Linked DNA regions of Mus musculus: region 1 is linked to region 2. The links are chromatin contacts, found by Hi-C or POLR2A ChIA-PET in ENCODE. All regions are on one chromosome and are shown on one strand. Each heading gives the region's core, a stretch centred on a gene start or an enhancer-like site at or near the end of the contact. The rest is flanking DNA. Distances are from core to core; before and after follow the strand shown. Region 1 holds the start of Stag2 (stromal antigen 2). Region 2 overlaps Cul4b (cullin 4B).

Region 1 (5,689 bases), core at 3,000-5,499, 3.6 Mb before region 2:
ATCCCTAACCCTGTATTCCTAGAGAAATTTGAGCCTGATCCTAGGCTAAGCCCCAATTTTACTCATACAAATGATAAAAGAAATGTTGAATTTAATTTCATTAAAATTGTATTCACATTTGGACTTTAAAAATCCATAATCAACTTCAGTGTTGCCAAAAGTCCTAATTTGTTGGTTTAGTAGCTAGTTATTGAATCACCACAAGAAATAAAAGCTGATGCCACATTTTAACCATCTACTTACGAATATTTGCATAGGAATTAAAATTTGAAGCCAGGAAGCTGACTTCTCTTAATATCCTTGTAAAAGCTAATGAGCGTGAAATAATGATAACAGTTCAGAAATGTTTGCTCCCTGACTGGGGTTAAAATTTTTCTATAATAGTAATATTGGGGAATATACTTTACCAAACCAACACAAAAATAAAAATACCCATTGCTTTGGATTCCTTTCCTAACTTTAACACATATTCAAAAGGCATCTAACAGAGGATCAAAACAAGCTTGACACCGAATACCAGACTGTAGAAGGCAAGGCACTTACCTTGGACTCTGGGAGCAAATATACTAATTAAAGGAGATCAAGGGTCTTATTTTTAATTGTACTTTTACTGCTGATGGCAATATGAAAAAAATGTTCTTAAAGGAAAACAATGAAATCGTTTTTCCTATCAACTTTCAAGTAGTTAGAAGAGGGGACTCTTGGGGAGGGTACATCATTTTAAATGTAAATACTCAATTTCCTATTGATTTAAAAAAGAACCCTCTCTACCCTGTCTGTCTCAAATACCTTTTAATACTACAGTACTTCCCAATGGGAAGAAATGGCTAGTTAGTCCATTCCTTTTCCAATCCACCTCTAGACCTAGTCATTAAACAGCAAACACTGAAGCTGAATTCAGCCATGTCAAGCTTCCTCCTGGAATGTTCCCCGTGGCACCCCAATCCCTTCACTGTCACTTACTCGGCTGCCAAAGCCCCTCCTATTAATAGTAAATCCCTCTCCTACTGACTCACAGCAGCTCCAACTTAATGAAACACACACCAAGAACAAGTTGTTAAATAGACAAATGGAATTTCCTATTTAAAAAAAAAATCAAAGAGAAAGCAGAAGCCCAGCACGTTCAGACTGTTCCATTTTAAGTCTTATCTGTAAGAATTTATGTTGTTTTCCCTGCAGGGCTTGTTCAAATATTTTCGAAACTTGGTATGCTAGGCATTATGTAATTTCCTACACACAAGCCTAAGTTTCCGTGTAAATAACTTAAGTAAATATAAAGAAGTCAACACACCAAGATGTAAAGACTTTGAAATCTCTCTTCCAAATTCTTTTTCCTCAACTACAGAAATTGTCAAGCAAACAGCAGAGTAGAATAAGTTACCAATGAGCCCTTCTGAACTCATCCAGCCACAATAATCAACTGGCGGCCACCACTCCTTTCATCTCTGGCCTCCTACTCTCCCTATCTTGAAAGAGAATGGAGGGCCAGTACTCACTAAGGACACTGAGGATAACATCAAGGCAACAAAAGTATCAAAGTACCATGCTAAAAAGTCAAAAATCTTACAGTGTTACTGTAGAAGCACCCTGCCCAACTCCTAGATAGCAACGTCAAAAAATTCAGTATACAATATTGAAATAACCACATTTACTACTCAATGAGTACATTTTATATTTTAAAAGGATAAATAGAAATGTGAGGTGAAATGAACTTAAATATTTCTAATTAGCAGGAATTCACGCACTTCATCCGAAAATGGAAAAAAACAGACGATTTAACACAATGTGTCATGAAATTACAATTCAACCACTTGAAAAACCGCTGAACACTTCTGCCTTAACTGGTCCTTCTGATCCCTAATTATAGATTGATATCAACATAGAAAGAAAACCAGGCATTTTGACGTAAGTGGTTTAAAATGCTCAAAATTAACCCCACCGTTCATTGAGAAATATATGATATGAAAGCAAGACCAAACTACCTGAATTGCATGTTGTTAAACAGAAATATATCCACTTTCCATGGCCATCAAAAAAAAAAAAGCATAATAAGTTCACATATACCCTTAAACGCAACGCACTGGGCTCCAGACAGAATTAGGAGACCGCCTCCTGCTTTTGCTCCTAACCAATACGCAGAGAGAGAAGGTTGGCAGGAAAGTGCTGCGAGGACAGTAACAAACACCAGCAAGCTCCCGAGCAGGCCCTGCTAGAGCCAGGAATGACGCACTTCGGTAACCCGACTCTTTCTCCCCTCCACCCCCCGCCCCCAGCAGCGGTGCTGACACCGCCAACAGCCCGGAGTAGGAAAAAAGACAACAGAAAAAAAGGCAATGCTTGGACCGCACTAGGTTTCATTAAGAAACCTCGATTATTCCTCTTTCGACACTAGCCACCAGGACCAAACAGGAAAAGAAGCTTCGTGCTTAAGCAAGTCCCATCATGGTGGTTTAAGTCACTAAATTAAGCTGATAATGAGTCCAATCCACAGAGACATATATACAGGGTGTGGCTGCTGTGAAATACGGCGGTCCGTGGGAGAAAGGGGGTACGGAATTTACACTCCAATGTGAAGGGAAGATGGGGTTTTACCAGGGTCGAGGAGGAGGCGGCCCGCGCATTTTAAGGAACCATTGCAAACCAACACAAGCGTCTCCTTTACTTAAACCTAACCCCACAGATCAAAAGTTTCTGATAGACATAGCATAGAAGCTGGAAATAATCATTAAATCAAAAACCACGACCCTCAATTTAAAAACTACATACAGAAGAAAGGAGGAGGGAGAGGGAGGGAGTAGGCAACAACATAAAAAAACATCCTAGGCCACGGAGAAGAAAGTCTCCCAGACCGGATGAAACTACTAATGCAATATTAAAAATTCAAGTCGAGCACCAAAGCCCGAAAAAAAAAAATCACACGAGAACCCATTACCGTTGAGGATTAAAAATAAAATGACATATAACACCAAGGAGAAGAAACTAAATGCCGAAAGTACAGCGGTTTATCAAAAAAATAATAAAAAAAATCAAAACTAAAGGCAAAACAAGACATTGTCGCGGCGGGAGGGAAAGGGAAAAAAAGGCCGAAATCAACAATACGTTTACAATTCTAGGCCAGAAGAAAATGGGAACGGGGCTCAAAGTTTTGCGGAACTACTTGATGCTGTTTCCCACACCTTCTCTCTCCCATGGCCCAGCCGACCCTTTTTCTCCTAAAATTGTAGTCCGCAGATCTCCGGATACGTGAGAGAAGAAAAGAGAAAGTCGCCCTCAAGCAAGAATAAAAGTGTGGAGGGAAAACAGAGGCTGCCTACCTGGGGCAAGGATCAGCTCAGTTCGTGCCTTGAGAAAGACAGTGCGGGTGGGGGTGGGAACGAAAAAGCAGCACTAAAACTAAAACAAAAGTGGCGCCAAAACCCCCCAACAAACAGCCTTCCACTCCCGCCCTTCCCCCCCCTCCGCCCATGCCAGGCAGGCAGGGCCCCCTTCGGGGCAAGCTCTACGCGCTGGGGACCGACGCCGCCGGACCCCAAACGATTTCGAAAATTGGTGCCCTAAGAAAACTGACCGAAGTCGGGGCCTCGGGAAGGATGGAGAGATCGATGCCAACCGCTTTGCCCAAGCAGTTCCCCCACCACGCGCTGGAGATGATGGGGCGGGGGAGAGAAGCCGAGGGGCCCGTCACATGAATGTTGTTCCCTCTCTAGGAAGGGAGGAAGAGAGGGAGGGAGGGAGGGAGAGAGGGAGGGGAGGGAGGGGAGGGGAGGGGAGGGGAGGGGAGGGGAGGGAGGGAGGCAAGGAGGGGAAGGGAGAGGGGAGGGGGGACGAGGGAGGGGTGTGAGCAGAGTAGATTTTCCCTCGCCTCCCTCGGTCCGAGGCCCAAATAGACACAAACGAGCCTGCTCGGCCTCCCCTCCCCCCGGGTTCCCAGCACCACCATCTTGCTCGCTTCCTTCCCCGCACCACCACGGCGCGCTCTCCCACCGCCACCACCACCACCCCCCCTCCCCGCCACCACACGCCACCGGGCCGTGGCCTCCCCGGGTTTGCCCCTTTCTTCTCCACCCGTCCCCCCCCCGAATCCCGGCCAGGGATGGCACCCCCACCCCACCTCCAGTCTGGGGGGCTCTCGTCCCCCTCCACGGGCTGCTTAAGAGGCCCCGGGAGGAGAGGAAGCGAGCGAGCAGGCTACGCGGAGGCGCCGAGCCTCCATCTTGCGCCGCTGCGCGTTCTCCATTTTGGGCCACCCGTGGGGGGGGGAGCCCCCTCCGCCGAGGTCCCCGGGGGAGACTTGGGCGAGGGAGGCGAAGGGACAACCTTCCAGCGAGGGGAGTGAGAAGGGAGCGTCTTGCGCTAAAAAAGCGGCTCCGGGAGGAAGGAGGCGGGGAGGGGACGCAGGGGGCGACTGCAAGTTCCTTGGAAGTGTTGGGGTAGCGACTTGGGGACGGAGAGGACAGGCAGGGGGTGACGCGGGGCCGGGGCGACGCTGGCTCGCTCCCCGCCCGGACACGGCCACTCGCTCGCTCGCTGCCCCGCGCGGGGCCCCCTACGAGGCCGCGGCCCGGCCCCGGAGCGCCCGGCCTTCTCGGCTCCCTCCCGGCCGGCCGCACGCTCTCTTCGCCCGATCGCAAGCACACACACCTCACGGTGGGCCGCGCGCCCTCCGGGTGCCCCTCCAAACTTCTAGAAGCTTCGCCTCCGCCATTTTATAACTTACCTCCCCCCTCAGCGTCTACAGAGGCAGCAAGGAGACTGTTGGCCTCCCCCACTCCTTCCTTCTTTCTCAGGCCGGGGGCTTCTTCACCCCTGGGCTGGTACAAGATTTTTCCCCCTTCCTCTTCTTTCCACCCTTGAGTTCTACTGAGGGACGGAAGCTCCCGCGGGTCTAGAGCCGTGGGGGGGTTTGAAAGTGGCGGTCGGATCCGGCGGGGTGCTTTTTTTGTTTTGTTTTGTTTTTTTCCCTTTTTTCTGTATTTTTTTTCCTTTCTTTTTTTTTTCTTTTCTTTTTTTTTTTTTTCTTTCTTTTTTTTTTTTTTTTTTTTTTTTTTTTTGGTGGCGCTTCGGGATTGTTTGGGGTGTTCGCTCTTCGGCGACTTGGAGGCGAATGGAACGCGCAGGCGCCATCTGTCGGCCGCGAACCCGCGGCCCAGCTCCTGTTGGGAGGCAGCGGCATCTAGCGGCGGCGGGCTGCCATTGCGGCGCGCGCCACGCAGCCCTCCCACCCGCCAGCCTCCTCCCCGTGTCGCCGACCAATCGCCGCCGCCGGACTCCCCGCTTCCGCGGCTCGGACGCCTCCTGTGAACGGGGCGCCCGCAGGGGCGCGCCGCCGAGTGGGGTAAACAAGCTGGCGTGCCCGCGCCTCTCTTACTCAGCCGTTGGGACGCGCTTCCGCCCTGCGCGGACTGGCTGAGGGCCCACGGCGCCACCGAGGAGGTCGCCGAGAGGCCGGCGACAGTGTCCACTGGAGCCCCGCCGTGGGAATTCCGGGGCTTCAGCGGGCCGATCGTCCGGCTCCCCGCCCCCTGCGCAGCCCTGGCAGCCCTGCAGGCTAGCAGCACCCTTCAGAGCTCTCCAACACAACCCACCCCAGTAAAGGGCCACTTGTTCCCAGATCTCTGGTTTCCTCACGTCCTTTCCAACACTCCTCACACTTCCTCCCCAAAAGACCCAACTAGGCCACTTGATCCCA
Region 2 (5,321 bases), core at 1,374-3,873:
TTATTTTTACCATAAAACTCAGGAAAAATTCTTGGAGAATTTCCACATGTACATCATTCAACACGGAAGCTGGCTTGGAAGCCTGAGGCAGAATTGAAACCCTGTCTATCTGAGCTACCAAATAAGTTCAAATCTGGCCTAAGAGACCCTGTTCCCAGCTTCTGGGGGTGGGGCTCCTGGGATTCCTCACCTCCCTTGAGGTCCTGAGGGCAGTTTTATCTTTTCCGGGTTGGGGGGGTGACCTTTAGCAAACACAGCAGAATGTATTGAAATGTAAATTATCCCCCCCCCCCCACACACACACAAGTCACCTCTCTGCCCTACTGTTTCTTCTTTCCTGGTTGTTTTTCTTCTTCCTGGTCCTGTAGCCTAAATTCTTTAGAGATTTTTGGCATGAGGTCAACAACTAGCACAAAGGTGTGGAATGGTTTTTGTTTTTTGAGATAGGGTCTCTTTAGCCTATTCTGGCTTTGAATTCAAGGCAATCCTCCTGACTCAGCTTCTTAAATGCTGGGATTACAAGTTTGAGCCAAGGTGCGCAACCTTTCCAGGAAAACTTGCATTTCAAGGGCTTTTGGGGACACAAAGGAGTGGTTTATTTGCAGCCTTCTTGTTTACCACGCAAGGCTGCTCCTACTCCAGCCACAAGGCTGTCAGTTCTGAGTAGGAAAGCCTCGCTTGCTTAGCCTTGCTGTGTGCCGTTTCCCAAGTTGTAGACTTCAAAGTTTGGTAGAACAAACATTGTTATATAGGCTCTTGTTATATAGCCTGGGCTGGTCTTGAACTCAAACTGGCAATCCTGTTTCTCCTTCCAAAATACTGGGATTCCAAGCATGTAGAACCGCACTAAGGTCCAAGGCACGTTTGAAGCTTTATTTTCCATACCTCCAACCAGACATCCTATCTTCTAGTCTCATTGCACTTTACATAATTAGATAAAACCCTTTCATAGCTAAGGATATACTTTCTCTCCCCACTCTCTCCTCTCATTTTTTTTTGAGGATATACATTATATTAATCTTGCTTTGACTCCCTCATTTGTGCTTTTCTCCACAGTCATTTCTGGGTGTAAACAAGAATATTAGGTTATTTTGTTTTAAGGGATTTTACCCCTCGATGCCTTTTCAGAGGTCGTTATCTGGGGTAGTAGCTAGCATGTGCACTCTTTCCACACAAGCTGTTTACTGTGCCTGCAGTTACAATGAGCAGTATCTTGGCACTGTAGTTTTGAGTTTGTCTCTCCTTCTGAGAATGCCCTAAGATTAATTATTTTTGTTCTTTTTGAGTGTGTGCAGGCCCAGCCTGGCCTCAAACTAGGTATACTCCAGCCTTAGCCTCCAGAGCACCGGAATGACAGGTATTTGCCAGTGCTGTCTAAAAACTGTCCCGCGGGTTAAGTAAAAAAAAACAAAACAAAAATCCGAGACTTTACAGAGTTTATCGTTGGTAATTTAAATTCCGAGTTATTTATTTATTTTTTTATCAACAATCTTAATTAAAACTTGAGGTCTCATGGAACACACTGGTAGGGAAACAGACTTTTGCCAATAGTGTATCTAAACTGAGAGTTGGTAAATGAAGTGAGTCTGAGCTTTGTTTGGTTTACAGATTACTGATTTGATAGGGTGGGAGGGGTGAACCCTGAAATTGTGCTGGATGAGGCTACATGGCCTTCGAAAGTACCTTTACTCTTGCCAGTAATCTTAGAAAATGCTCTCGGTAGGAAGGTAACAGAATGTCCGTCCAGCTGTTCTTATTGAGGCAATCAAAATGCGGGCCCTGTGGGATGTTGTGTTACAGAGAAAAATGAGAGATTGTGTTGCTGCACTGAGTAAAAAACTTTCCTCCTAGCTAAGCCCTCTCCGCTCCCTGATCATAGCGATAGTCCTCTCTAGCAGGGGGCATGCTTAAGTTTCCTCTTACTTCAGCTTCTTCCCGTGGCCTTGCAACTCCTTAGTCCTTCATCTTGGTAAAGTTTCCCTTCGCCTTACTTTTCTTCCCACCCTCTTCTTTTCCCCAGATAGTTTACCCCGCCCCTAGCCTGCACCACCTACTCTGCCTCACCGGAGGCTTCCCGCTTCTTCTCCCGCCCCCCCGCCCCCCAACCAACCCTATCTGCCCGCCCTCCGCAGGTTCGGAAACCTCCAATCAAGAGCGCCGAAGGTGTCGCCAAGGTCCGCCCCGCCCTCCCTATCCACCTCTTTTACCCCCCGTGTTCCCTCCCCCAACCCCCCCACCTCAAGTCCGGCGGACCCGGGGGCTTCAGGATCTGGGAGCTATGAAAAGTGTCTGCCCAGGCACTTCCGGTAAGAGCGATGTGGCGCGAAGCTCCCCGCGGGACCCTTAAGGATCGGGTGGCCGACGGTGAGGGAGCCCGGTGGGGAGGGTGCCGGCAGGGAAGGGGTGCGGGAACCGGACCCCGAGTGAGCTGCCCGGAGTGAGCGTTCCGGGCGCTTCCAGCCGCCCCACGGTGAGTCGGCGCCCCCGCCTCCCAGGCCGCTCGGGTCCTCCTCTCCACCCCCCACTCCGCGAGGGTGACGCCGCCTCTCCACGGGCGCCGCGTGACCGGAAGTGGCGCCATCTTTAGCCTCTTGTGCTATTGACAATAACAAGCCTTGGCTCGCTCCCCCTCCCCCTCCAGCCCTGCAGCTCCCCTCCCTGAGAGAGGGAGAAAAGGAGGAGGAGCTGCAAGCTTCACTGGCTCCCTCTCCCCAGTCGCGCCTGCGGAAAGTGGGGAAGAGGGGACGAAAGCAGGGGAGGGGGGACGGCAGGGCTGTTTACCTGTCTGCCTCCTTCACCCCCCCACCCCCCGTTCTGTTCACTGCCGGTGTCAGCCTATCCGCCTTCCCAAGCCCTCCCATTCCCCCGGTGTGCCCCCCCCCCCACTTTCCTCCTCGTCCTCTGTGCTTCTCCTCTTCCTTCCCTTCCCCCTCCAGCATTGCCACCTCTCCTACAAGCACGCAGGCACATAAACGTAGGCTTTTGATGCTCCTCTGCCTGTTGACCCCGCTATTTTCATGTTTCCAACAGGTTTTTCTTCCCCCAATCCCTCTGCTGCTTCTGCTGCTGCTCAGGAGGTCAGATCTGCCACTGATGGTAATACCAGCACCACTCCGCCCACCTCTGCCAAGAAGAGAAAGTTAAACAGCAGCAGTAGCAGCAGTAACAGTAGTAACGAGAGAGAAGACTTTGATTCCACCTCTTCCTCTTCCACCCCTCCACAACCCAGAGATTCGGCGTCCCCTTCAACCTCGTCCTTCTGCCTTGGGGTTCCAGTGGCCACTTCCAGCCACGTACCTATACAGAAGAAGCTGCGGTTTGAAGACACCCTGGAGTTTGTAGGGATTGATACGAAAATGGCTGAGGAATCTTCCTCCTCATCTTCCTCATCTTCGCCAACTGCTGCAACCTCACAGCAGCAGCAGCAGCAACAACTTAAAACTAAGAGTATATTAATTTCTTCTGTGGCTTCAGTGCACCATGCAAACGGCCTGGCTAAATCTTCTACCGCGGTCTCTAGCTTTGCTAACAGCAAGCCCGGCTCAGCTAAGAAGTTAGTGATCAAGAACTTTAAAGGTAACCAAGGCCAAAATCCATAATCACCTACTAAGAATTTGACACTTGAGCAGTCACGTGTGTGCTATTTATGTTAATATATTGAACAGTATAGAGGTTGCCTAATGTTTTATGCGTAATCAATGAGTGGAAGGGAGGTCCTGTTTTTGGTGGAGGGTTCTTTCCCGAGGTGTTTGTGTCCTTCCTGTGAAGCATACTCTTTGAGTGTTTCCATCCAATGTTTTTGAGGTCTGTCTCACCCGTTCTAGTTCTATTTGATCTGCTGTTCCTTCCCACATTGACAGTATGGTTGATAGAGATTTTACTGGTGAGAAACTTGTTTTCTAATGAGGTCCATTTCAGGTGCATAGTGAGTCTTGGCACTACTGAGATTCTTGTTTTTATAGGCCACATACTCCAATCCCTAAAAATGTAGGTAGCAAGGGTGACAGTTTCCTTTTTAAATGAGATTTATGGTTAGGTTTTAAGTGTAGAGTACTGTATTTGTGAAACTAGCAGAGTTTGGCGAAACATCTTTTGGGTTTCTGCAATCCTTCCCGAAGGTAAGGTCTGAAAACGAAAACTGCTGTGTATATACACCGAAGTAGTGACTATCACTAGTCTAAAGGTAGAAACCGTTAACTGCGTCTTTCGTCACTACAATGGGCTCTTAAGTACTGACCTGCAGATATTAGAAAATGTGTGTATCCTGGTGTTTGAGATTACTGCTTAGGAGTTTGATGAACATAGAAAGTCAGGGTTTAAAATGTATTTTGACTTAACTTTTTATCTGTTGAATGTGTTTCTGTTTTCCTGGTTTATTTTTTTCACCCTCCTCAGCTTGTGCAGGTAACTAGATGCTAGAACTGTATTCAAGATGGGGAAGTGAATGAATGAACTTAAGGCCTTGGTGGCTAAGTATTAGCTTGTGATTGAAATGTTGGTGTGAAAAAGAGCACTGTGCTACTTGTCTGAAGCAGGGGGTTATATATAGTATTGTTTATTTTTAACCCTTTCCATCCTCATGCTCTCAAGAGTCTTAAATTCTTTCTGATTTATTAGTAGAGCTTTCTAAAGTGAATATGAACTGTATTTATAGATTTATTCATTCATTGTTTCATTTAAAGAAAACCAAAGTAATAGGGAAGGTTTTTTTTTTTTTTTTTTAAGAAATGAGCTGTGATTCTAATTTCATTTGCAAATTGATTTCTCCTGAAGGCATTAGGGCGTTTGAAATCTTTAATTTGTTTAACTTATCACAGATGAATGAAGTTTAAAGTCTACATTAAATTTCTTTCTATTCTGAAAATGCTGCATAGGTTCTGGAGTCATTTAGGTGTTACTTCGGTTTTGTTTTGTTTGACATTTGATTTTGTTCCTTTAAAATGAAGAAATGTTGTGATTCTGTGACTGCTGCATACATTAGGGAGTCAATCAGACCTGAATCGGAATCCCAGCTTTGCCATTGACTAGTTATGGTGACCTTGGGCGAGCTTAGCAAATGAGTTCCAGGCTCACTTTCTTCAGCTGTAAAGTTGGGGTTGCTAAGATTCCCTGCGAATGTGTTATTGTTGAGACAATTTCTATAAAGTTTCTGAAATACTTTTCATATAGTGTGTACTCAGTATTTTAAATCTTCCCTACAAGATTCATGTCAGCTTCTGTTTTACACGTGATAAAACAAGATCAGAACTGCTATTTTTATCTGTCATTCTCAAATTTTTATATTTGAAGCAGTAACAATCAATAGGAGAAAAAAATACCTT

What was found. Hi-C counts contacts between places; a loop is a spot of excess contacts on that map. ChIA-PET counts read pairs that join two places held with the same protein, here RNA polymerase II (POLR2A).
Region 1: a map of regulatory T cell shows a loop between it and region 2 (8-fold over the local background). The contact joins the promoter of Stag2 here to the enhancer-like site in region 2. A Hi-C loop is called at or near these places in 1 of 37 maps with a recorded cell type or tissue (regulatory T cell). POLR2A ChIA-PET finds 5 or more read pairs at or near these places in 1 of 5 experiments (embryonic stem cell).

Annotation. Positions count from the first base shown.
Region 1 is chrX:42,148,714-42,154,402 of GRCm38, reverse strand. It overlaps Stag2 (stromal antigen 2), which reads right to left and starts at 4,249. Exons shown (of 34, transcript NM_001290713.2): 1 at 4,112-4,249.
Region 2 is chrX:38,561,918-38,567,238 of GRCm38, reverse strand. Cul4b (cullin 4B) reads left to right here. Exons shown (of 23, transcript NM_028288.5): 3 at 2,133-2,306; 4 at 3,031-3,576. Among named protein-coding and RNA genes, the nearest start is that of Cul4b, 12 kb to the left of the region's middle. Within about 2 kb of position 2,623, at least 1 of the 3 ENCODE cell types and tissues checked has a DNase peak (open chromatin) inside an H3K27ac peak, as active enhancers do.